Regions from separate parts of the Mus musculus genome. Here regions 1 and 2 are each linked to region 3. The links are chromatin loops, found by intact Hi-C in ENCODE. Cell type or tissue: heart. All regions are shown on one strand. Links, peaks and the distances in the headings refer to the core of each region. The heading gives the core; the rest is flanking DNA. Region 1 holds the start of Irf9 (interferon regulatory factor 9). Region 2 holds the start of Dcaf11 (DDB1 and CUL4 associated factor 11). Region 3 overlaps Carmil3 (capping protein regulator and myosin 1 linker 3).

Region 1 (10,263 bases), core at 1-5,000, 110 kb after region 3:
AGTGGTCTGATGGGCAATAGCTCCCTGCTGGAAGGCCTGGGTGTTGAGGCAAAGCCCTCACCCTGAGCTGCTGCCCTCACTTCACAGACTGTCCGAAATGCAAGTTCTCGTACGCACTGGCCCGGGGAGGCTGCATGCACTTCCACTGCACGCAGTGTCGACACCAGTTCTGCAGTGGCTGCTACAACGCCTTTTACGCCAAGAATGTGAGTGCAGAAAGAGGGGGAAGGGAAGGTATGGGAGGCTGCTGTGGCGCTTGAGGGGCGGGGGCCAGGGAGGGGACAGGTCAGTAGAATGGGGAACGTCTCTCTGTCCTCTTCCCCCCTCTGCTTGCTCCAGACTTGTTCTGCCTCGCTCTCCTCTCACGCCCATGCCCCCTTGCATGGGGGTTTTGAGAGTCCAGAACTCCAACAATTTCCAATTTCTTTCTCCTATCTGGATTTTTACCAGAAATGTCCAGACCCTAACTGCAAGGTGAAAAAGTCCCTGCATGGCCACCACCCTCGAGACTGCCTCTTCTACCTACGGGACTGGACTGCTGCCCGCCTCCAGAAACTGTTGCAGGTCAGAGGTGGCCAGCCTGGCTGGGTGGGCACAGGGTGGGCGAGGGTGGGGAAGACTTGCATGCCGGGAAATGGGACAGTGGCTGGATGGAGGCAAACGACGCCCCTGTCTCTACTTCTCCCTAGGACAATAATGTCATGTTTAATACAGAGCCTCCAGCTGGGACACGGGCAGTCCCTGGAGGTAAGTGTCAGACAGGCCTCTAAAGTGGGGATGGTAGACTGGGCTCCCATTGTGATGGGTAAAGCGGCTGGGGGGGCTGGGGGCTGGGGTCATTCATCTACTCTTTTGCATGGTCATTAACCTCTCCATGCTTGTTTCTGCCGATGAAGTGAGGATGATATCCACCTAATGACTAAGCCGTGTTGCCTAAAGTATCATTAAAACGCCTGACCCTTAAGTGTCTGCTCATGGGCTCTAATAGTGAGCTACTATTAATTAGTTAATTAACTCTGAGTAGTTAATGATACCTGCCGGTTGTTTTGGGTTTTTAGGCTACAGTTTTAGGTTCTGTGCCGGTCACAAAAGATGTTGAGTACGGCTCTAACCTACCCTGCTTGCCTTCTAGGTAGAAAGGTGGTTGGCTATGCAGGAGCTAAATAACAGCCAGGAGTGCAGTTTTAAAAGCATGTGACGGGCCAGTCATAGCTACATAAATATACACACACACACAAACAGTATGTGATTATGGACCATATTCCACTTTTGTAAAAAGCAGGGCAGCAAGATCTTCATTGTGCCTTCATCAGTCATTGTGCCTCTGAAACCATCTCCAGCTGCTCCTGCTCAAGCAGGATGCCCTGGGCTCAGAGCCCCCTTCCAACACGTATTCCTTCCTTCCTCTTAGGGGGCTGCAGAGTGATGGAGCAGAAGGAGGTCCATAGTGGGTTCAGGGATGAAGCTTGCGGCAAGGAAACTCCACCTGGCTATGCCGGCCTATGTCAGTGAGTGCCTGCCAGCGCATGGAGCGTGGCATTGGGAGCAGGGCTAGGCTGCCCAGGCAGTAAGCTGAGGTCTCTGGGGCCATTTGGTCCTTCACACAGTAGGAGGGAGCAAGAGAGGGGGCCCCCTGGCCAAGTGTGCAGATGGGTAGTGGCAGGCAGCATAAGAGACTGACTGACACTGCCTGCAAGTTTAGCAGGCAGAGGGGCTAATGGTTTTGCTCAATAAGAATCCCAATGTGTCCAGGACGGCCAGGGCCATTTGCATAGAGCAACACTGTCTCAAAACAACAACAAAATCCCAGTGTGGTCCAGTGAGACAACTGTGTGTGTTGGAAAAGGTACTTAGTGCCGAGTAGGGGGACCAGAGTTCTGTCCCCCAAATCCACACGGTGAAAGGAGAAGACCAACTCACACGTTGCCCTCCATCTTGCATATGTTCACCGAGACAGGGAGTGCCAGTGAGTGCGTACAACATAACACAATAAAAACAAGGTGTTGGGCGCATGTGGTTAATATCAAACGGAAGAATAAATACTCTGCTCTCTCATCTCCCCAGGGCACACTACAAAGAGTATCTCGTGAGCCTCATCAATGCCCATTCACTGGACCCAGCTACCTTGTATGAAGTGGAGGAGCTGGAGACAGCCACTATTCGCTACCTACATTTAGCTCCTCAGCCCGCGGATGGAGAGGATCTGCCTGCTTACCAGGCCCGGCTATTACAGGTAAAGCTGTCACATCCAGCTTTTTCCCTGCCCTTCCAAAAGTCACCTGTGACAGCCTATTTTCTCCACTGCAGGTTTCCAATATCATTATCCTCTGTCCTTTGCAGAAGCTGAGAGAAGAGGTACCCTTGGGACAGAGTATTGCCCGCAGAAGAAAGTAGTAGCAGAGAGCCGGGTCCTGATGGGACTTCCTGACCCAGGCCTCAGCAGCAGTTCCAGCACCAATAAAGAGGCATCTTATGGCCTAGGCTTCTTGGTGGTCCTTCTTCCTGGCCTCAGCATCCCGGGGCATTAGGGAAAGGGAGGGGGGAGAGGGACAGAATCCTGTTGGAAGGGCAGCCTACCGTAATCCAACCACCCCTGGACTCCTTCCTGGCTGGGAAGATGTGAAACACCGCGGAGGAACAACAGAGACCCTCCACATCTAGCCACCTGGCTTGGGCTCAGCGTCCTCTTTTCCCATCATTGACTTCGGCTGCTCTGTGAGAATAACCTAACATTTACCAAGCAGACACGGTTGGGGAGCACACATCAGCCTCCGGGTCTGATCTGGAGATAACCTTCCTGGGAACCAGACACGGGGCGTAGTTCTGGGAGGAAGGAGGAGTCTCACAGAGCCACAGGCCCAAGGTGCTACTGCTGACTGAGGCTGCTTCCCTCTGGTGGTAACCGCTTGCCCTGCAACTCAGACCACGTGGTTTCTAGGAAATGCACCTCCCCGGAGGAGAATTGAAACTTAGGGTGGGGACTGTAGAAAGGGGAGGAGAGATCAGAAAAAGCCTAGAACCTGCTAAGCCTGGGACCTTTTCAGCGGCTCAGGTAAGAGCAACTCTGCGTCTGCGGCGGGGACCAACTGGGAGCGATGAGAGGGGGCTGGTGAGGGCTTCCAGAGCCCTGAGCTGCAGGGAGAGTCAGAGTGGCTTGTGAATCTGAAAGTAGATGTGGCCTGAGAGACTGATATCACAGGGCCAGACTGGCTGCCAACTTAACTGTTGAGGAAGGTCTACAAAGGCCTTAGTTGACCTTTGTTTTTCTTGCCTCAGGCCCTGCCCATTTCTTCAGCTCCGCCCTTGCCCCCAGCTGCTGCCCCACCTACCCCTCTAGCAAAGAGGGGTATGGTAAGGAGAAGGTCAGTAGGCTGGGGAGATAGATGCCTTAGGAGCAAATGTTGCCTCTGTAGATGCTTGGGAGCTAAAACTCTGCCACAAGGAACAAGTCATTAAGGGAATTCTCCTAAATAATACATGTCTGAAACACTTCAACTTATCAAGACCAAATGTCTGAGGTTTCCTTTCAGGTGTAATAACGAGGAATATTCAAAAGAAGTTTTAAGAAATAGTTTTTAACCTCTGGGGATGTTTCTAGAGAGAAAAGAACATGGAAGGGTCTTCAGGGAAGGGCTTCTGCGTGAAGCTGGCCCCGGTGGCCAGGGGTTTGCAAGTTGTTGGTTCTCCCTGGGCATGATGGCGGCACATATCTTTGATCCCAGCACTTCAGAGGCAGGTGGATCTCTTGAGTTTAAGTCCAGTTTGGTGTATACAGTGAGTCCCAGGCCAATCAGGATAACATAGTGAAGTCTGGTCTCGAAATGAAAAGAGTTCTCATATATCTTGCTTCCTCTTCCTAGGATGGCCTCAGGCAAAGTACGCTGCACCCGAAAGCTGCGGAGCTGGATCGTGGAGCAGGTGGAGAGTGGCCATTTCCCAGGGGTGTGCTGGGACGATGCAGCCAAGACCATGTTCCGGATTCCCTGGAAGCATGCAGGCAAGCAAGACTTCCGAGAGGACCAGGATGCTGCCATATTCAAGGTGAGAGTTCCTGAAGGCACCCCAAAGCACTTTTGTCTGTTTGGGGTTTGGATAAAGGAAATACTAGAAAGTAGAACCTGGGCTGGTGAGATGGCTCAGCGGTTAAAAGCAACTGGCTGCTTACTCTTCCAGAGGTCCCGAGTTCAATTCCCAACAACCACATGGTGGCTCACAACCATCTGTAATGGGATCTGATGCCCTCTTCTGGTGTGTCTGAAGACAGTTACAGTGTACTCATATAAATGAAATAAATCTTAAAAAAAAAAAAAAAAAAGAAAAGAAAAAAGAAAAAGAAAGAAAGTAGAACCAACCATGTCTTTTGGAGAGACATGGTCAAAATTGACTAAGGATTTCAAACCCGCAATAACAGAATACAAACCCAGTGTAGGCTCATCTGATTTCAGGCCCCAAAGCCTGTGCAAGGCAGCCGTTTGGAGGGACATCTGGGTTATATAATACTTTCTTTTCTTCATGACATCTCTTATTAGGCTTGGGCACTGTTTAAGGAAAAGCACAAAGATGGGGACATAGGACACCCCGCTGTCTGGAAGACTCGCCTACGCTGTGCCCTCAACAAGAGTTCCGAATTTGAGGAGGTTCCCGAGAGAGGTCGTATGGATGTTGCTGAACCCTACAAAGTATATCGAATACTGCCAGCAGGAACCCTCCCTAGTGAGTGCTCTCTTGCCGCTCCTGGAAGGGGCAGACTGACAAGGATAGAGATAAGAGCCCTCCCTCTGTGGGCTTCCAGGCCTTCTTGGGCTCTCTAGTCCTGCCCAGCTTTTTGTTGTTTCAGATACTCACTCCCCCACCCCCTTTGTAGAAGACCTAACTTTCTTCTGCCTGCAACATTTCCACAGACCAACCACGGAACCAGAAATCACCATGCAAGCGAAGTATCAGTTGTGTGTCACCTGAGAGGGAAGAAAATATGGTAAGGAAAGGTACCACCCAGAAGTTGACACTCACCTAATCCCTGCCTTCCGGGAGCCCTTGATGATGTGATTGCTCGGGAAGGAAGCGGAAGAGGGAGGATGATATAATCCAAGGGAGGGGTGTGCCAGCAAGAGCTGTTGTGTCTGTAGGAAAATGGGAGGACCAATGGCGTTGTAAACCACTCAGACAGTGGCAGCAACATAGGCGGTGGTGGCAATGGCAGCAACAGGAGCGACAGCAACAGCAACTGCAACTCTGAGCTAGAGGAGGGTATGGCACTGTTTCCCCTACCTCGGTATCTATTGCACATTTTCTCTCGGACTCTTCAGTCCCACTCTGAGTGATCAGTGCCTTTGCCTCCCCTCCAGGAGCTGGCACAACTGAGGCCACCATTAGAGAGGACCCAGTGTTCCTGGAGCATCAACTTCCTCTGAACTCAGGTGTGTGGCCTTTCTGACCCTTCCTTGTTCCCTTCCTCTTGGGTCTGCTTCCTCTGACCTTGCCTGCATTGTCTACCCAGCAAAGCTTACAACCTACCTTATCCTAGAAGAACCTCTCTACCAATTGAACAGTCCATGTGGCCGATCATACTTTATAGGGCTTTTTCGCCATCAGGAAACACCTTAAGTACTTTGATCCTTGAACTGCCACATCGGAACATTGATTTCTTTATCATCATCCAGAAAACTTGAGTCTGTAAGGACTTCTTGTACACTGGGCGGCCATGGGCATTAAGCTCTGATGGGCATGACTCCTGAGTGACGGGAGAAAAGAGGAGAAGGGGGGCACCTTACTTTTTTCTTTTGTTTTTAATCCCAGCCTTTAATCCCAGCACTCGGGATGCAGAGGCAGGCAGATTTCTGAGTTCAAGGCCAGCCTGGTCTACAAAGTGAGTTCCAGGACACAGCCAGGGCTATACAGAGAAACCCTGTCTCAAATAAATAAATAAATAAATAAATAAATAAAGTCAGACCGATCTCAGACTCACTGTGTAGCCAAAGATGACCTTGAATTCCTACTTTGCTGGGTCTAAGGGCTTATGCAGTACTGGGCTTTAAGCATGGTAGGCAACTATTCTTTCAACTGAGCCACATTATGAGACAAAAGGAACCTTCTCTAACTAAGAAGGAGCTGCCTCAGCCCTGCAGCCAACCTTATCTCCCAGAGCTTTCTTGGGTTCCTGCTCTGGACCTCAGTTTTCCCATTAACAAAATGAGGACGCAGGACTACAGGGAACTTCACTTTTCTAAAGTCTCGTGGTGCTCAGGTTCCCGTGGGAAGAGGGCTTCTTAGCAGCCTCCAGGTTCCTCCCACGCCTAGTACAGCTGTGCTTTTCTGGCCCTAGACTACTCGCTGCTGCTCACCTTCATCTATGGTGGCCGAGTGGTGGGTAAGACCCAGGTGCACAGCCTAGACTGTCGGCTCGTGGCTGAGCGCTCAGACTCGGAGAGCAGCATGGAGCAGGTGGAGTTTCCCAAACCCGACCCACTGGAGCCTACCCAGCACCTGCTGAATCAGCTTGACAGAGGCGTCCTGGTGGCCAGCAATTCCAGAGGCCTCTTTGTTCAGCGCCTTTGCCCCATCCCCATCTCCTGGAATGCACCAGAGGCCCCACCCGGGCCTGGTCCTCATCTGCTGCCCAGCAATAAGTGTGTGGAGCTCTTCAAGACCACCTACTTCTGTAGAGGTAAGGGTGTCCCAGCCGGGCACTGTAGCACCTACCTTTCCTCGTTATCCCCTGGGCCTAAAGTGGGGATTCCCCACTACTATCCCCAGCAGGACATCCTCACTGCATGGGACCCCTACATTGTGTGATGCGCATGCTGTGTGGCCATGTGTTCCTGTCTGGCAGTCTTTGCCCAGCCAAGGCCATGGTAGATGAGGCTCAGCTGGAGTTCAGCACATACGTGATGCATTTTGGGGGAGCAGCCTGGTTATGTGACTGTGTACAGTTGAGTTCACGAGGAGCCTTGTGACCTTCTCCTCATCCATTGGCACACACTGTAGGCATCTTCCCCTGAGACTGTCCCTTCCCTCTATCCACTCATGAGATTCCAGTTACAGCTTGTAAATTCGAGCAGAGGAGTAGAGAGAGGAACATGGAGGACAGTGCGGGTGACCCTAGAATCATGGTGCCCTACTATTGGGAGAGTACACAAGCAACCAAGGGGTTGGTGGGCAGGGCTGCTGCTTCTGAGGACTGGGAGCCTCCTGGTGGGAGCGCCTGCTGCTGTGAACTGCCTTTCCTACAGCAGCAGGGACAGCAATATAGTGCCTCTTCGCAGCTCTAAGCCACAGCTTCTGCTCTGGCCTTGGGTGCCCATGGTACCCCATCCCAGCTCTCACAGCATCTGGCCTGGACCTCACTAAGTAGATCAGGCTACTTCAAACATGGCAACTCCGCCGCCCCAGCCTGAGTGCTAGGGTTATGGGCGTACACCACCGTGCCTGGACATACACCACTGACAGCCATACCTTACCTTCTTCCTTCCAATCCTTGACCCTTTTTCTTTCAGATTTGGCCCAGTACTTCCAGGGCCAGGGGCCCCCACCCAAGTTCCAAGCAACCCTACATTTCTGGGAGGAGAGTCCTGGCTCTAGCCATAGCCAAGAGAATCTCATCACAGTGCAGGTTAGTTCAGCCTCAGGACTGATTTGTGTCAAATAACTGTCCCTGAGGGGAAGGGGCCGCAGGGTGGTGGCTGTCCCCGCAGTGCTCACTGCAGCCTGCGCCTCACTTCCTCTTGTACAGATGGAGCAGGCCTTTGCCCGACATTTACTGGAGAAGATTCCAGAAGAGGAGAAAGCTGCCTTGTTCCTGTTACAGCACACAGAGCAGTCACCCTCTGCTCTGGGACACTGATCGTCGCGTCTCCATGGAAATAGACTTGTTCTCCACACTCTTGGTCGGCCTGCTTCTGTGATGGTTCTTATCACCGTGTGTTATCCAGCATGGCCAAGAGAAAGTGCAAGGGTGATGTTTCTCCTTACAAATTGAGTTTGCGAGGCAGACTTGTTGAGGATACTTGTAATCTCAGCACTTGGAAGACAGACCAAATGGTTATGAGCTCAAAGACAACCTGGAAGAGACTTTTATCTCCTTTTTTTTAAAGCTATATTCTCTCTCAGCTCCAAGGAACTGGAAAGTTCCAAAGGGTGTGATCTCAGAGGGAATTGTATGCTCCTCCCAGTCCCAAACTCTAAATCTAAGCACTTTATATATTTTATCTCCCAGTCCTCACTAGACTGAAATAAAATTTAGCTGGGTGAGGTATTACATAGTTGGCACATGTGAGACAAGAGGCAAGAAGACTGTGAGTTCAAATTCAAGGCCAGTCTTGGTGACACTGTCTCCAAAAAAAATAAATAAAAAGCTTCCTAAGAGCGGCTGGAGAGATGGCTCGGTGATTAAGAGCACTGACTGCCCTTCTGAAGATCCTGAGTTCAAATCCCAGCAACCACATGGTTGCTCACACCTGTCTTCAGACACCCTCTTCTGGTGTGTCTGAAGACAGCTACAGTATACTTACATATAATAATAAATAACTCTTTGGGCCAGAGATCAGCCTCCATCCGCTCACATGTTGACTACTTGGTCCTCAGTGGAACCACTTGGGATGACTAGAGGTGTGGGGTTGTTGGTTGAGTTGTGTCACTGGCCATGGGCTTTAAGGTTTCCAAAGACCCTTGCCATTCCTAGCTAGCACACTCTCTCTGTGTCTCATGCTTATAAGTCAGATGTAAACTCTCAACCTCAGCTCCATGCTTGCCTGCCTCCTGCTTTGTTCTCTGTTGTGATGGTCATGGACCCTAAACCTTTAGAAATGTGAGCTCCAAATTAAATTTTGCCTTTTCTAAGTTACCTTGGTCATGTGGTGTCTACTATAGCATTAAAAAGGTAGCAAAGAGAGCTGACGACTTCATGCAGGAGAATCTTGGCTCCACAGTTTTTTGCTAGGGGCTTCAAGAATGTGCCTACCTTGGGGGCTGGTGAGATGGCTCAGTGGGTAAGAGCACCCGACTGCTCTTCCGAAGGTCCAGAGTTCAAATCCCAGCAACCACATGGTGGCTCACAACCATCTGTAACGAGATCTGACGCCCTCTTCTGGTGTGTCTGAAGACAGCTACAGTGTACTTACATGTAATAAATAAATCTTTTTTAAAAATTATTTAAAAAAAAAAAAAAGAATGTGCCTACCTAGGGATGATCCCTGAACTAGAAGTCTAAACCTGGAAGAGACACTGGAACTACAGTCCAAACCTCCTCCAGGACGTAAGAGGGGAGGAAATTTGAGGGAAGAGTTGCCGTACTTCCTGTGTCTGCTGCTGGTGAGGACAAGCTCACCCTTGGTAGCCACTCACACGAGTGAAGGCTACGCCTAGATTGGATTCCTCTCTACTGAGCCCAACAACAGGCAGTCTGGCCTAGGCCAGGCATGGTGGTTCATGCCTATAATCCCAATACTTGGGAAGTGGAGGCAGGAGGATGAGAATCAGGAGTTTGAGGCCTGCTTGGGCTACATGCTTTTGTTTGTTTGTTTGTTTGTTTGTTTGTTTGTTTGAGACAGGATCTCACGGAATAGCCCTGGTAGTCCTGAAACTCACTGTAGACCAAGCTGACTGGAACTCAGAATTCGCCTGTCTCTGCCACCAGGCCAACTTGACCCTGCCTTAAAAACAAAAAGGACAGCCATGTTCTGGCACCATGTTTCAGTCATGTTCACTGAAACTTGAGTGCCTACTTGGTGTTTGTTTTGGGTTTTTGACAGGGTTTCTCTGTGGAGCTTTGCCTATCCAGGAACACGTTTTTATAGATGAGGCTGGTCTCCAACTAACTGAGATCTGCTTGTCTTTGCCTCCAGAGTGCTGTGGTTAAAGGTGTTCGCCACCATCAGCTAGTAGCTTTTATTGACTGGCATTCTTGTTATTCCATTTAACTTTGCCACCAAATGGGAAAGCGTTTCCTTCCCAAAGCCTCTTTAACACCTGCTCTCATGATTTCCACCAGATTAGTTCTGTGGTCACCTGACTGCCGCCACCCTCAGGGTCTCCAGTGCTGCGTAGAAGCCTGCAGAGGCTCACCCACGGCATCATGTCTGATGCTTAAATCCCTACAGGGCGACTTTGTTTCTGCTGCCTTGGACTTCTCTTCTTCCTTCAGTCTGTTGTTTTGTTTTGTTTTGTTTTGTTTTGTTTTGTTTTGTTTTGTTTTGTTTTGTTTTGTTTTGTTTCGAGACAGGGTTTCTCTGTGTAGCCCTGGCTGTCCTGGAACTCACTCTGTAGACC
Region 2 (10,684 bases), core at 2,306-7,305, 61 kb after region 3:
GAGGGAGGGAGGGAGGAAGGAAGGAAGGAAGGAAGGAAGGAAGGAAGGAAGGAAGGAAGGAAGGAAGGAAGGAAGGGAAGGAAGGAAGAAAACATTACCCAGAGAAAAATGTGGACACTTACACACTGTCACTTAGCCTTCCCTGGCCTGTTTATAAATGATTAAATGTTTGGGGTTGAACCAGTGACTTGTGTGAGTGCTAGGAAGTGGTCTGTACATACCATCATCTTCAATCATTGCTTTGCTTTCTTTCTGAAGACAAGGTCACCCTACATAGCTTTGGCTGGCCTTAGTTTTGCTATGTGGCTGATCTCAAGCTATCTTCCTGCCCTCACTTCCAGGCGATGGAACTATGGCCATGTTCCAGCTTGCCCAACTTTATATATATTTCACATTTATTTTAAAATCTATCAGTTCACAGAGGTCTCCTCTATTCCATCTTTTTCAAGTTATCCATTTGGGAAGATCTAGACATGGATATTCAATGAATACCTGGATTAATTAATACACAAGTATCTGCAAAGCAGACACCCTCAGGCCCTGTTGTAAGAGCTGGGATACGTTTTATACAGGCACACTTCCCAAATAAGGGAAGATTAATTCTATTTCACTGCCTTGTGGCCTACTTTCTACATGAACAGCACAACTGTTGCTAGCTTTCCTTTATCCAGCATCTTTAAAATGACTCAGTCTCCTATTATCTTTAGTTTTTGTTTTCTGAAACAGGGTGTGATATATCCCAAGCTGGCCTTGAGGATTGCTGGTCCTCCTGCCTCCTATCTCCAGAGACAAGCCAAAATCACCAAAGCAAGTTGATGCAATGTTGGCAACAGTGCCCACAGCCTTGTATGTTCCAGGCAAATGCTATACCAACTAAACTCCTTTCACCAGCCTTTCAAAAGGATAGCCAGTTAGTTATAATAATAACAACAACAACAACAATACACACACACACACACTGAACTTCTAGATTTAAACACTTTGCACTTAATTATATGTACTGAAGTTCAGGTCCTCCTACCTTTGCTGACAGAACCTTGAATGAGTCATGTTAATGAGATCCTAACAGTCCTGCCTGTTTCCCTGCTGACATGCATTGTTGTACAAACATCTTGTATATTTTCTGGCCCAGGCCTGGGATCAACCAGCCTCTAAGGAACTGGAATCTTTCAGTAGGAAACAGCATGGTGGCACACAGCACATGCCTCTGACCACAGACACACACTGTGGAGAGTCTGAGACTAGCCTAACAGTATAGCCCTGATATGGGGCCCAGGCTGGGCTCAGCTTCCTGGGTGCTGGGATCACAGGCACCAGAAACCACACCCAGCTTTGATTTGTCTCAAAAAAAAAAAAAAAGACCAAAGGGCTGGCAAGATGGCTCAGTGGGTGGAGATGCCTACTGCCAAGCCTGACCACCTGAGTTCAATCCTTGAGACTCACATAGTAGGTGAAGCAGCTCTCCACATTCACATGTACATACACACATCACACACACATATGCACACACATTCACACAGGCACATGCACATAAATAGTAAAACTTGTAAAAAAAAATAGCAAATAAAACATGATCTGTGCACTATGTCCATAGAGCTGTCACTCTTTCCAGACCTTCCCAGTACTAAAGAAAGAGGAATCTCCTGTATTGATTACTTTCCTATTGCTGTGATAAACACCATACAGAAGACTTTATTTGGGCTTCCAGTTCCAGAAGGAGAAGAGTTCATGATGGGGGCTTAAGGGACGGCTCAGGGTGTAAGTGTACTTGAAGCTCCTGCAGAGGAGCCAGGTTCAATTCCCAGCACCCCAATGGTGGTTCATAATAATCCCTAATTCCATCTTTCATCTGATCTCAGTGTATGTAAAGCATGTATCTAGTGTGTTCATGCATATGCAGGCAAAACATTCACACATAAAATCAAATGTATAAATAACTGGTGGTAGTAATCGCAGCATTCAGGAGGCAAAGGCAGGAGGATCTCAAAAGCCCAGTGTCAGCCTGGTCTATAGAGCAAGTTCCAGGACAGCCAGGGCTACATAGAGAAACCGTGTCTTGAAAAAAATTAAGCTGGGCAGTGGTGGCACACACCTTTAATCCCAGCACTTGGGAGGCAGAGACAGGTGGATTTCTGAGTTCCAGGCCAGCCTGGTCTACAAAGTGAGTTCCAGGACAGCCAGGGCTATAAAGAGAAACCCTGTCTTGGGGGGGGGGGGAGGAAACAATAAGAAAGAAAGAGACAGAGAGACAGAGAGAGAGAGACAGAGAGAAGAGAAGAGAAGAGAAGAGAAGAGAAGAGAAGAGAAGAGAAGAGAAGAGAAGAGAGAGAAGTCAGTCCATGACGGAAAGAAGCGTGGCAGTAGGAGCTGAAAGCTCACATCTTGAACAGAAAGGAGGCAGAGACTGGGAAGTGGGACCAGCATGGGCTTATCTCCTCCAACGAGGCCACACCTCTGGACCTCCCCAAAGAGTTTCACTGCCAGGGCACCAAGCATTCAGATACCAGAGATAATGAGAGACATCTTTCATTCAACTACTACAACACTTGATAATCTTATGGCACTTACTGTCCAAAATTAGGATTAGTAGATGGATGAGGTGGGGCATGCCTGCAGGAGCAGCCACTGGAGGGACCAGGGGTAAGGATGCAAGTGCAGGGCATCCTGGACAACTCAAGGAGACCTTGTCTCAAATTCAAAAGTGAAAAAAAGAGAACTAGACATGGAGCTCGGTTGTAGAATTCTTGCCTAGCACGTGCAAAGTCCTGGGTTCAAACCCCAGAACCATACTCTTCTATAAAACAAAACACACACTCATGCACACACACACACACACACACACACACACACACACACACGGACACAAATCCTTTTATATGTGTATGGCTGCTCAGCCTGCACATGTATCTGTATACATATGTATCAGGAATGGAGTGGCAGATGGTTGGGAGCTTCCATGTGGATACTTGTCCTCGAAAAGAACAGCCAGCCGGGCATGGTGGCACAGGCCTTTAATCCCAGCACTCGGGAGGCAGAAGCAAGCAGATTTCTGAGGTCGAGGCCAGCCTGGTCTACAGAGTGAGTTCCAGGACAGCCAGAGCTCTTAACCACTTAACCATCTATCCTGTCCTGCCCAATGTCCCCAGATCTAATCCTTAAGGATGTAGAAATTCTTGGGACGTAACTCAGTTGGTAGAACTCTTCCCTAGCATGCATGAAGCCCTAGTCAATCTAAGTTCTATATAAAGCTGGGTATGGTGTAGTTCCCAGCATTCAAACTTGAGAGGCATCGAGGTCAGAGTTAGCCTCAGCTATATAGTGAATTCCAGATCCGCCTAGGCTACATGAAATGCTGCTCCCTCCCCCAAAAAAGACCCACGACATGAGAGTGTTAGACTATTTCATCACTATCCAACTGTTTTCTAATAAACACATTTTAAAGTCCCAAGATAAATTAGCACATTACTCCCCTTCCATCTTACACAGGAAATGCTTCTTTCGTTTAGTGTGCACTTGTGGGGCATCAGTCCCTTCAGAAGACTGAGTTCCTACAATCACCAGGCTCCTGTTTGCAACCAGAGAGGCTGAGAAGGACCATCCCCCCATGTGAAAACTGGCCAGCCTTTCCCCCAAAGACCAGGTCGCCCTCTAGTGGAGCTGCTCGAGGACACAAACAAAACAGGCCAAACCTGGTGGAACAGGAAGTCAACCAACTGATATTTACTTAATCATTAGCCAACTTGGTCTAAAAATGGGTGCTGACAGAAGAGAAACCTCTCTGTGGTTAGTGACTTAGTGTAACTCGGGACAGCAGAAGCTGCTCAAATTCAAAGCACTTTACAAACTTAGCAAGCATTGAAAGGCCAACAACACATGTCGGAGTGACCTTTAGGCACGGGGGTGCTACCACCTCCCTCCTGACTCTTATATACATATTATTTTTTATTTTTTTATTTTTTGTTTTTTTTTTTCCGAGATAGGGTTTCTCTGTGTAGCTCTGGCTGTCCTGGAACTCACTCTGTAGACCAGGCTGGCCTCAAACTCAGAAATCTGCCTGCTTCTGCCTCCGAAGTGCTGGGACTAAAGGCGTGCGCCACCACTGCCCAACTACATATTATTAATTTATTGATACTTCTCCTCTTCTTAGCACTTACAGATCTTACTGAAACCTACTCATAGTGCAACTCTGCCATCAAAACAGGTGAAAGAGGCTGGGAAGGTGGCTCAGTCAATACAAGCAGGGGCACCTGCATTCTCATCCCCAGTACCAGCCTGGAAAGTCCAGCACTGCCCTTGTCACATGTCTGAAATGCCAGGGCTAAGAAGCAGGCCGAAGAATTCCTTGCTGGCTAGCCAGTAGGGCCAATCAGCTAGCTCCAAACTAAGTGAGAAGCCCTGTCTCAAAAAATAAGTTGGTAAAAGTTTTTTAAAGACATGAAAGTAGGAGGAGGCTTGGAGGGGGGGATGGGGGGGCAGCTGGAGTGGCTGTGGTCAAGAGGCACTGTATATATGTATGGAATTCTCAAATAAATAACTTGGAAATTTTTGAGGAAGACACCAGACATCCATTTCAAGCCTCTACATCAACTGATACACATGTTCACATGCACCAGAACACACCTGAACACACAAACACACTACACACACATGCATCCACACATATATAACGATAATAAGGAAAAAATTTTACAGGCCTCTTTTCTGGACCTAATCATAATGTTTTGTTCATGTTCCACCTTAGCTATCATCCATTTTGTTATTTAATCACATAATGAGCTTGGATTTTTCAAATTTGTATTTACTTCTTTGGGTGGGTGTGGGTGAGTAGGGAGGTATGCATGAGGAGTTCTGAGAACAATTTGTAGGAGTCCATTCTCTCTCAAGTCATAAGACTTAGTAGTAGCTGGGCATGGTGGCACACGCCTTTAATGCCGGCACTTGGGAGGCAGAGGCAGGTGGATTTCTGAGGTCGAGGCCAGCCTGGACTACAGAGTGAGTTCCAGGACAGCCAGGGATTTACAGAGAAACCCAGTCTCGAAAAACAAACAAACAAACAAAAACAAAAACCCCAGACTTCCTAGTAAGCACCATTACCTAGCAAACACCCTTACCTGCTGAAGCATCTCACTATCTCACTGGCCCAAACTTGGTTATTTTTTTTAAAAGATTTATTTATTATTATATCTAAGTACACTGTAGCTGTCTTCAGATGCACCAGAAGAGGGCGTCAGATCTCATTACAGATGGTTGTGAGCCTCCATGTGGTTGCTGGGATTTGAACTCAGGACCTTCAGCAGAGCAGTCGGTGCTCTTAACCACTGAGCCATCTCTCCAGCCCTCGGTTATTTTTATTTTATGAAGAACTGCAGCAACATTGGGTTTTTGTTGTTGTTTGGTGTGTATGTGTGTGTGTGTGTGTGTGTTCAATGTATACACTGAACCCAGTATATACAGAATGCCAAGCAAGCACTCTCCCATAGAGACATATTCCTAACCCACTAAAAAATTCATTTCAGTGGCTACCAGGTATTTTTATAACTGTACAAAACTGACCATAATTTATTTAACCAACCTCTTATTGTATATTTGGATTTCTTTTATTTCCAGTATCCCACTATTATCAGTGATTGTTAAGCAGAACATACATTTTTATGTAGGTCCAAGTTTGATTACAGATAGCAGTATCACTAGGTCACAGTTTAGGGCTATGAGGGCTGGCTAGGACTGGTTAAAAAGATAAAGCATCTCTCAGATTAGACATTCTGAAAGGGTGTACCAGTAGAAATAAGGCACTTCTAGGCACATTTGATTGGCAGACAAAATTTTCGAATGAAGTAAAAAGACAATCAGGTTGGGAAGTCTGTATTTGAAGTAATAAAAAAACGAAAAAACAGTCAGCTCTTAAGAACGAAATACTTTTAAGAGTAGACTTGAGCAGATCAAGGAGTGGAAGAAGTCTGAAATGTGGAAAAACAGCCACTGTGAAAATAACCTCAAGTAATCAGTTAAAAAATATCTACAGAACTTGTAAGAACTAGAAGAGTAATAAGGAAGGAAAAATACTAAAATTATTACAGACTTTCCAGGCCAAATAACCCAAATACCTAGGAATCCTGAAAGTTCCGTGTATGTTTGAAATACCTGTCCACATAATTAATGGAGACCAGCCAAAGAACAAAATGCTGGGCGCTTGTTTACAGTTAAGAATTTTAAGGCAGTGACAACCTGCGTGGATCGGGAGAAAATGTTGGGGTCTCCGGCCTAGAGACCAGGAAACCTGACACAGAACCTGTCACATGCTCGCCCCGGGAGCTGAGGTGTCCTCGCGATGGCCCACCTCTGGGCCAAGGCCGACATCGCCCGCCTCTCTGGCCTAGGAAACCATCCCAGACAAGGTAGGGTTGGCCTTGGACTCACCCTAGTTACTCATAAACCAACGGGAGGTGGCGAGCGACAGAAGCCTAGGGACGGTCGGCAAAGCCCAGACCCAAGGGGCGCGTGCGCACTAAGGCAACCGGAAAGGCTCCGGGGACGGCCGCGGCACTTAGGGAGCGTATGCAAAGACCAAGAAAGGAAGCCAGGGGTCGTCAGACAAGACCCCCGCTGGTAAGCGTGTACACAGCAGGGTGGAGAGGCCCAGGTCCCACCAGTGAGGACTGCTTTCGACAGGCCGCTAGCGCTACAGCCAGGGGAAAACGGTTGAACTGGGGTTGCTGGGAGCTGAGGGAATAGGAGCGATTGGGCACGCAGTAAAAAACAAACAAACAAACAAACCACTCGAGGCCAAGCGACCTTAAGGGACCACCTCGCAGACTTGATGTCTAGTTCCGCTACGTCTAATGCAGGTCGCAGCCAATTCCAGTCCGCTACGACTAAACGCCCCTCTTGGGTTGAGCAAGTTCCCCAGCCCACCTATCAATCACAGGTCTCAGCTATCCAATCAGAGGGCCGAGGGGGAGGGACTGCTTGGAGCGTCGAGTGACGTCAGCAGGCCTGGCCGCCAGAAGCGTGACGGACGAGGCTCGCGACTGAGGAGCTGTTAGCCGGCGCCGCAGCGATAGTCGCTGTAAACAGGGCCTCGCCCCTGCGGGTCCTGCGACAGCTCCTGGCTGGTGGGTGGTCTCGCGTGGGGCGGTAACCGCCAGACGCCGGGGGGAGGTGCTTCTCCATTTTCCCTCCCCCTGTTGTACACACCCCCGGCGCACCACGTGGGCGTGAAGCTAAACTGGAGGGGGTGTTAGGCTGACTTCTAACCTCATTGGCTGTTGATGCTGCCGGCCCGTGCAAGAAATTGCTCTGATTGGTCAGTAGAGGGAGGCGTGGGGGGGGTCTGAGTTCTAACGCCTCTGGTTGGTTGTGTGAGATAAGCTAGTGAAATGCGTTCTTCCGCAAGGGGTTTTGATTGGTCAGTCGGAGAGGTTATCTGGGATTCAGCCATCCCGGGCCGGGGACTTTGATAGGTGAGTTTGGTTAGGAAAATGGGAAATTCCTCTTCGTGGACTCTGATTAGTACGGTAGGGTTGCACCCTAGGTTTCATATGGCTTTCTTTGCTTCACAGGATTGAGAAAGGTTTATGTTCCCGATACCCTGGGAGCTGTCATAGCTAAAGAGAAGGAAATCTCAGTCTCCTGGAGGGGTCACCCCTCTAAAGATAGCTTCTGCCCCGTTTCTGGAAACCCTGGTATTTCTACAGCAGGCTTTGCTTTCACCAAACCCAAGTTGGAGACAGGAGCAGCCCCTGCGCAAGACATAAGGATGCTGTAACCAGAAGATGGGATCACGGAACAGCAGCAGCGCCGGATCCGGGTCCTTAGAACCCTCTGAGGGCTTGTCCCGAAGAGGGACTGGCCTGCGTCGTAGTGAGGAAGAGGAAGAAGAGGATGAAGATGTGGATCTGGCCCAGGTACTGGCCTATCTCCTCCGCAGGTAACTTACCCTCTGCTGTGACACTAAGTGTCACAATGTCTTGACCTCAACTTCAGGCAGGAAAAGTGCAGAGGATAGGGAATGGCATTGTCCCAGGACAATGGTTGTGTTTGAACAGAACGACCTTTCCCTGCTGGATGTCCATACACTCTGCGTGGCTCCCTACCCAAAATGGTTCTTACAACTCTCATAGTTGAGGAGCTCCTAAGGGAAGCCTTTTCAGCTGTGACAACACAAATGTCATCAGTTTTCCAAGAAAATAAAACGAGAGAAGGGAGAGGGATTATGGAGGAAAGGAGAGATGTGAAAAGAGTTGGGAAGGGGGTGCTAAGTCACTTGCCATGTGAGATGAAGCCATGTGGATTTACTTGAAAAACAAGTTTACATCGGCCTTACTAGCCCTGCTCTTAAGAAAAGAATGCCCTCAAGGGGGTGACCACCAGGAACTAAGAACGTTTTGTTTGCTTGCCTACGGTTCCTTGGGAAAAGATGAACCTAGTATCCCTGCAGACCCTGTGTTCTGTGTTGCGTTCCTACACCGACGGCTGTGAGGGTTGTTGTTGTTGTCAGCTGGACAGAGTCTGAAATCACCTGGGGGACACGGCACACCTGGGCGGGATGGATTATTTAGCCTCTCTGGGCAGGCCTGGAAGGGATTATGGCGATTGGGTTCATTGGAGCAGGAAGACCCACTCTGAGCGTGGGTGGTGCCATTCCCATGTGGGTCCTAGACTGTATAAAAAGGAGAAAGCTAGCTAAACCCAACCATTCATCCCGCCTTCTTCCTGACTATGAGTGCTGTGTTACCAGCTGTTCCTGGCCCTGCTACTTTGATGGCCCCGCTATGACAGACTCTGCCCTTGAGCCATGAACCAGAATATACCTTCTCTCACTTAAGGTGCCTTTGTTGGGGTATAGAAGGAAAAGTGGAAGTGCTCTCCTAATTCTTAGCTCTTGAATTCAGGATATAGCTTTGTGGTAGAAGCTTACCCAGCATGCACTGAGCCCCTGGGTTCAGTCCTTAGCCCTGGGGGAAAATTATATTTAGCCCTGAGAGAAATCAATTTAGTAGGTCAGTCTTCATAACCTGTTAGAACTCTGTGTTCTTACTCTTAAGAGTTAAAGCTGGTTTCCTGCTGTGTCTTTTTTGTGTGTTTGGGGTTGGTTGGTTTGTTTATTTTATTTTTGAGTCAGAGTTTCTCTGTGTAGCCCTGGCTGCTCTGGAACTCACTCTGTAGACCTGGCTGGCCTTGAACTCACAGAGATCCACCTGCCCCTGCCTCCCAAGCGCTGGGATTAAAGGCATGCGCCACCACTGCCTGGCCCTACTATGACTTGTAGGAGACTTAAAATCCAATTTCAAAAGGAGAACCAACTGACTAAGAGCCAGATAGCCATTGGTTAGATGGGAGAAGGAATCCCTCCTTTATAATGGGGATCTCTCCGCAGAGGCCAAGTGAGACTGGTGCAAGGAAGAGGTGCAGCAAATTTACAGCTCATCCAGGCCCTCTCGGACTCAGAGGAAGAGCATGACAGTGCCTGGGATGGTCGCCTTGGAGATCGATATAACCCACCCGGTAAGAGGAGAGGCCATCTAAGGTTTTTGGCTTTATGTTTTGTTTCTAAGACAGGGTCTCTCTATCTGGCAGTTCTAGAAATCTCAATGTAAACCAGATCTGCCTTCTGCCTCCCGGGTGCTAGGATGAAAGCTATGCATAACTGACAATCTAATCTTAATGTTGGAAGATGTTCACTAGCCCTTTCTACCATTGAATGAGTCAGTCTTCTGAAACTTAGGAGGTTAAATGGAAAGGAGAGAATTCAGGAGATGAGGAAATCCTTGGAGCCAACCACATCGAGTGGGCTCAGTTTTACTATCTCGTGTCTGGGCTGGAAGCCCTAGAACAAAACTTTTTTTGGTACTCCCAGTGGATGCGACCCCCGACACCCGGGAGCTGGAATACAATGAGATCAAGACACAGGTGGGATTGGCCACGGGGCGGCTGGGACTTCGGAGGACTGCGCTGCAGCAGAGTTTTCCGCAGATGTTACACCAGGTAGGCTCTTCTGCCTCCACTCAGCCTGGCAGCAGACCTATTGAGGCCAGTAGTTCTGCCAGCCCCTGGAAAAAGGAAGTAAGCTTCCAAGGAAACCTTGAGTGTGTTAGCAGCCTGCATCCCAGTGCTGTGGGCTGTCTGCCCTCGGAGGAGGGGGCTGGGTGTGGTTACAGTGGCTCTCCAATTGTGCTAGCAATATTCCCCAATCCCTTCCATTTAGAGAGAACGGGGCCTCTGCCACCGGGGAAGCTTCTCCCTTGGAGAACAGTCTCGAGTGATGTCTCAGTGAGTACGGGGTTTGGTGGAGAGACTCTAGGGGCCAGCTAGACCTGTGTCCTATACTTGGAAGGGTGCAAGTTAAAAGGTTTCTCAGAATACCAAGGCTAGTTTGAAGGGGGCTGGAGCTGCGAGAGTAATCAAACTAGGGAAGTATAAAGGATGACAGAACAGACACGGGAATTATATACAAGGCCAAAGGATATGGCTGCATTCTATTGTGCTGAGTTCCTCTCACTCAGCACTCCCTGGCCTCCCTCTCTCTCCCCTTCTCTAGCTTCTTGCCCAATGATCTAAGCTTCACTGATACCTACTCTCAGAAGGCTTTCTGCGGCATCTACAGCAAAGATGGTCAAATCTTCATGTCTGCTTGCCAAGGTACTAGACCCCAGACTTACTAGCTTCCTTAACCTAAAAATATACT
Region 3 (5,000 bases), core at 1-5,000:
CAGCCCCCGATGTCACCACAACTTACTCTCCCCCACAATGCACTTCATGTCCCACCAACGTCCAAGCAGGGTGGGCTGCCCCCATCTTAAGAATCCAAAGTGGGGCTTTACCTCAGCACATCCTGCTGAAGTACAGAATGCCCACGGGTATGGAATGCAGGAGGCAGGCCCACCTTCCAGCTCCCACAGACTCCTGAGTGGAAAAACCACCCTGCTCAGCCCCAAGTTGTTCCTCCACCATGGGGCCCTCTAACATTATAGACCCAGCCCGACGAGCAGATAGGATTTGGGGAGGGGGGCCAGCCAGGGTCTGGAGACTTGGGGCTCAGCTCAGGACAAATCCTTCCTCCCCTTCCCTGAAGGGACTTTGTCCAGAAGCTGGCCGGGGTGTTTGGGGAGAACGGGAGCTGTGTGCTGCATGCGCTCATTCTGTCCCACAACCCCATCGAGGACAAGGGTGAGCCCCAGCCCTGAATCCTATCCCCACTGCACTGCGGACCCTTACCCCAGCCCAGAGCCCAAACCTAGGTCTAAATAGAGCCTTGGCAGCCTGAAGATCGCCCCAAGCCCAAGCACCTCCATCCTTGACCCCAGGCCTACACCCAACTCCAGCCCCTGTCTGACCACTCCACCTCGCCCTCCGCTGGCGGCCATTCGCCAACCTGCTTCCTCCACTCTTCAGGTTTCCTCAGCCTGAGCCAGCAGCTCCTCTGCTTCCCTACGGGCCTCACCAAACTGTGCCTGGCCAAGACTGCCATCTCTCCTCGAGGTACTCACACCAGGACCCCCGGCCTCTGAGATGTTGAGCCCTAGAGGTGTGCCCACACACTTGCACACCGAGGGAAAGGAATCACGCGGGGCTGGGGGGGAGGGGGAGGGGGCGATCGTCGTGGGTGAAGAGGATGGGGACTAACCCAGCCCAGTGCCTGCTGTGCTCAGGGCTCCAGGCACTGGGCCAGACCTTCGGGGCCAACCCAGCCTTTGCCAGCTCCCTCCGATACCTGGACCTGAGCAAGAACCCAGGGCTGCTTGCCACAGACGAGGCCAATGTGAGTCCATGGAAGGTAGCCTCAAGCACCTACAAAAGCATGCTTGGGATTCGAGGGGAGCCACTCCCCCCATGGCCCCTGGGGGCAGGGAGATGCATCCACGCTTTTCTCTTCCTCTATTGCTTCTTTCTCAGGCCCTCTATAGTTTCCTGGCCCAACCCAACGCCTTGGTACACCTGGACCTTTCAGGGACTGACTGTGCCGTTGACATGGTGAGGAGGGGTTGGTGGTGGAGGGAGCCAGACAGAAAGGGTTGAGAAAAGTCAGGAGGGGGCCTCCCATCTCACCCTCCTTCCCTGAGCACAGACATGGACGGTGATACAAGGGTGACTTCGGGTTCATGCACAGTATAGACCGTATGCACTTCATTCAGATCACAAGGTCATGCTGGCTTTGCCTAAAAATAGACCCTCACTCCATTCCTGGCACAGGGCTCTATGTCTACTAGCAGGAAAGGACATTTCTTTCCCCTAACTTAAGAAAGTGCTCCTTGGAGCCTGCAGCGTCCTGTTTTACAAATACAAACACTGCCTGTGAGTCTCTCCATGTCCCTACATACCCTCCACCCCTACCCTCCGCATCTGAAGAGCAAGGTGGGTTTTAAAAGGCTGAATGGGTGTTCTCAGTGGAGCCTCAGAGAAAGGAATGCCAGGAATGGGGGTCCAAGATCTTAAGAGCCGCTGCGTCTCTCCACAGCTTCTGGGCGCCCTCCTTCATGGCTGCTGCTCTCACCTCACCTACCTCAACCTGGCTCGAAACAGCTGCTCCCACAGGTGGGGGCGACGGGGCCGGGAGGGATGAGGAACCCATGCCCGTAGCCCTCCCCTACTGACTCTCGGGGTCTCCACAGGAAGGGCCGGGAGGCCCCGCCAGCCTTCAAGCAATTCTTCAGCAGCGTCTACACCCTGAGCCATGTCAACCTGTCAGCCACAAGGCTGCCCCTGGAGGCCCTCAGGTTGGGTGGGTGAAGGGTTGGAAGATGCCCAGGGGAGCCGTGGAAGTGTTTGGGGAGGGGTAAATGTGGGCCTACTGACCTTCCCACTACAGGGCACTTCTTCAGGGCCTCTCCCTCAACAGTCACCTCAGTGATCTGCACCTGGACCTTAGCAGCTGTGAGGTGAGCCCCATGTCTCCCCTGTCCCAGCCACCAGACCAGTGTCCCTCAGTCAAGACGGAGCTCTATGCTGCCACTCCGCCACACACACACACACACACACACACACACACACACACACACACACACACAGAGTGGAGAGCAGAAACAGGGAATAGCTCTCTAGACTGACCACACCCCTTTCCCTCTGAAACTGGCCATCCAAGTTCAAGACTCCGGTATCTTTCTGCCCCTAAAGCTTTGGGTGGCTGATACCAGGCTTGCCCAGCAGAGGGCAGGAGCGAGCTGTCTGCAGAGCAGCTGGCTTTTGAGGGAGAGGAAAGGAAACCCCTAGGGGTGGTTACAGTGTAGCAAGGTTTAGAGACAGGGCCTTGAGTGACTAGCACTGTTCCCTAAAGATTAAACACGGTCGTCCATCCTCCCTCTCTGGCCTCTCACCCCCACTCCCTGTCCCTGCAGCTCCGCTCAGCAGGAGCCCAGGCCTTGCAGGAGCAGCTGGGGGCTGTCACCTGTATAGGCAGCCTAGATCTGTCTGATAATGGTGAGTAAGACCGCTCTTTGAGCATAGGGGTGAAGCCCCGAGGAGACTTCTTCTCTTCACCTTGGGCCTCAAGGCCGGGACTCTCCCATCTACTAAACAGGGTTTGACTCAGACCTCCTGACGCTGGTGCCTGCACTTGGCAAGAACAAGTCCCTCAAGCACCTATTCCTAGGAAAGAACTTCAATGTCAAGGCCAAGTGAGCCCTTCCTATGCCCACAGCCCCTGTTCCTGCCATCCACCAGTCCTCTTGGATTACTGGATGACTTCTGGCCACCCTTCTCCTCCTCTAATAGCAAGTCCCTGGTCCCCTCCCCTCCTACTCTGACCCTGACTTCCAACAGGACTTTGGAAGAGATCCTGCATAAGCTGGTGCAGTTGATCCAAGAAGAGGACTGTGTGAGTGACCTAGCCTAGGAGGGACCTGTGGGTGGGTGGTATGGGGACCCACCCTAACCTCCGTTCTCCCACTCAGTCCCTGCAGTCGCTGTCCGTGGCAGACTCCAGGCTGAAGCTTCGCACCAGCATCCTTATCAATGCCCTGGGCAGCAACACGTGCCTGGCCAAGGTGGATCTGAGTGGCAACGGCATGGAGGACATCGGGGCCAAGATGCTGTCGAAGGCGCTGCAGATAAATTCTTCCCTCAGGTGAGGCGCGCATCTCCACCCCTCAACCTAGATCCCTGACCCGCTGACACATACGAGTATTTTCCCTTTGGCCTCTGTGCCCTCCGTTTCTGGAACCATGTCTGAGTCGGCTTCGTTATGGGGGGGGGGGTTGCTCAAAGAAGGTCACACCTCTGGTCTTTACTGAGGACCCAGAGAGAGAGGTGTCGACTGGTATTCACCCTCCCTCAGAACTATACTATGGGATCGGAACAATACGTCTGCCCTGGGCTTCCTGGACATTGCAAGGGCCCTGGAGAGGTGAGTAGATCAGAGCTCTGTCCTGACATAGGCCCCCAGCCTCCCTGTGCTAGGACTGAGATTAAACTACCCTAGGTCCATCCCAGTTCCCTGACCTACAGGATAGCAAGAAGAGGCTTGGGGGCGGGGCTCCCCTCTGTCTCTTTTCCCACCTAACTATATACTACTGTTTCATAGCAACCATACACTGCGCTTCATGTCCTTCCCTGTGAGCGACATCTCTCAAGCTTACCGCAGTGCCCCTGAGCGCACCGAGGATGTGTGGCAGAAGGTGAAGGGTCACGTTTCTTTAAGCAGGGTGAGAGAGCAGGAGGGCGGAGAGGCAGCAGCCCACATCCCCAACCCTGAGCCTTCCCACTCCATCATCTCTAGATCCAGTGGTGCCTGGTGAGGAACAACCACTCCCAGACATGCCCTCAGGAGCAAGCCTTCAGGCTGCAGCAGGGCCTGGTGACCAGCAGCGCCGAGCAAGTAAACACCTCCCTCCCAGGAACAAGGGGCATGCAGGGTACAGACGTGACTTGCTGATGCATAGGCATCGCATGGTGCCCCAGACTGGACCTGAGAAAAGAGATAATCTGATGATGGGCCCTAAATACACGCAGGCAAATAGCAGCCAGGGGGTACAGAGCATTCCAGGGGCTCAACTAGGTATTCAGGAAGGGCATTCCGAGGAGAGAAAGTGGGCCGTACGGAGGTATCACCACCGCCACTATGAGTGTGCAGCTACTATGAGTCCCAAAGGGTCTGACCTGGCACCCCCGACCCTCTTGCCACTGTGCTTCAGATGCTGCAGCGGCTGTGTGGACGAGTGCAGGAGGAGGTGCGGGCCCTGAGACTATGTCCCCTGGAGCCAGTGCAAGATGAGCTGCTCTATGCCCGGGACCTCATCAAGGACGCCAAGAACTCCCGGGCGGTGAGCCCTCCACAGCCCCACCCTTCCCTACAATCTGGAAAGCCAAGAAGGCCACCCAGTTGTACACCAGGAGCATCTAAGCATTGCTCCGTGCATGTGTCCTCGTAGCCTGGGGACCTAGTGGGGCCCGATTCTGACCTCTGAAGAGAACCTCTTCCTTCCCAGCTCTTTCCCAGCCTCTATGAGCTGGGTCACGTGTTGGCCAACGATGGGCCTGTGCGGCAGAGACTAGAGTCGGTAGCCAGTGAGGTATCCAAAGCTGTGGACAAGGAGCTTCAGGCAAGTTCTGGGAGGGGAAGGAGGCCATTGGTGGGAGCCCAGTGTTGACTAAAACAGAAGTCAGAGCAAAGAGACCAGAGGGCACAAAGGAAATAGAATGGAGACGCCCCCATACTCCTCTGTGCCTGCAACACCTAGAGCCTTAGAATTAGTTTTTCTTCTAGCTGAAGCCTTGG

Evidence for each region. Peaks named below come from ENCODE experiments on the same cell type or tissue, not always from the same donor. Only the 100,000 strongest peaks of a DNase experiment are listed, where the experiment ranks them.
Region 1: it touches region 3 in a loop (5-fold over the local background); 9 of 42 quality-filtered maps call a loop at or near these places.
Region 2: a loop joins it to region 3, with 8 times the contacts of the local background. A loop is called at or near these places in 17 of 42 quality-filtered maps.

Annotation. Positions count from the first base shown.
Region 1 is chr14:55,601,192-55,611,454 of GRCm38, forward strand. It overlaps Rnf31 (ring finger protein 31), which reads left to right. Exons shown (of 21, transcript NM_194346.3): 16 at 88-206; 17 at 451-564; 18 at 690-747; 19 at 1,412-1,508; 20 at 2,065-2,233; 21 at 2,341-2,483. The coding sequence ends at 2,394. Irf9 (interferon regulatory factor 9) reads left to right here and starts at 2,794. Exons shown (of 9, transcript NM_008394.3): 1 at 2,794-3,052; 2 at 3,861-4,041; 3 at 4,530-4,713; 4 at 4,902-4,975; 5 at 5,127-5,247; 6 at 5,346-5,417; 7 at 6,323-6,664; 8 at 7,494-7,609; 9 at 7,730-8,839. The coding sequence starts at 3,862. The coding sequence ends at 7,840. In heart, for the core only: no CTCF peak of the experiment used is centred there; a DNase peak (open chromatin) is centred at 2,910; H3K4me3 peaks cover 1,152 bases; H3K27ac peaks cover 1,399 bases.
Region 2 is chr14:55,553,516-55,564,199 of GRCm38, forward strand. It overlaps Dcaf11 (DDB1 and CUL4 associated factor 11), which reads left to right and starts at 6,514. Exons shown (of 15, transcript NM_133734.3): 1 at 6,514-6,606; 2 at 7,695-7,927; 3 at 9,377-9,504; 4 at 9,857-9,984; 5 at 10,205-10,269; 6 at 10,538-10,638. The coding sequence starts at 7,773. In heart, for the core only: CTCF peaks have their summits at 5,225 (motif pointing right) and 6,527; DNase peaks (open chromatin) are centred at 3,636, 4,295, 6,466 and 7,256; H3K4me3 peaks cover 1,815 bases; H3K27ac peaks cover 1,616 bases.
Region 3 is chr14:55,495,042-55,500,041 of GRCm38, forward strand. Carmil3 (capping protein regulator and myosin 1 linker 3) reads left to right here. Exons shown (of 40, transcript NM_001374104.1): 11 at 363-457; 12 at 683-769; 13 at 940-1,049; 14 at 1,184-1,261; 15 at 1,746-1,822; 16 at 1,900-2,004; 17 at 2,097-2,166; 18 at 2,623-2,704; 19 at 2,805-2,901; 20 at 3,047-3,101; 21 at 3,178-3,350; 22 at 3,561-3,629; 23 at 3,807-3,900; 24 at 4,002-4,100; 2 more. Among named protein-coding and RNA genes, the nearest start is that of Carmil3, 6.5 kb to the left of the region's middle. In heart, for the core only: a CTCF peak has its summit at 2,459 (motif pointing right); a DNase peak (open chromatin) is centred at 2,450; H3K4me3 peaks cover 541 bases; H3K27ac peaks cover 1,671 bases; H3K27me3 peaks cover 659 bases.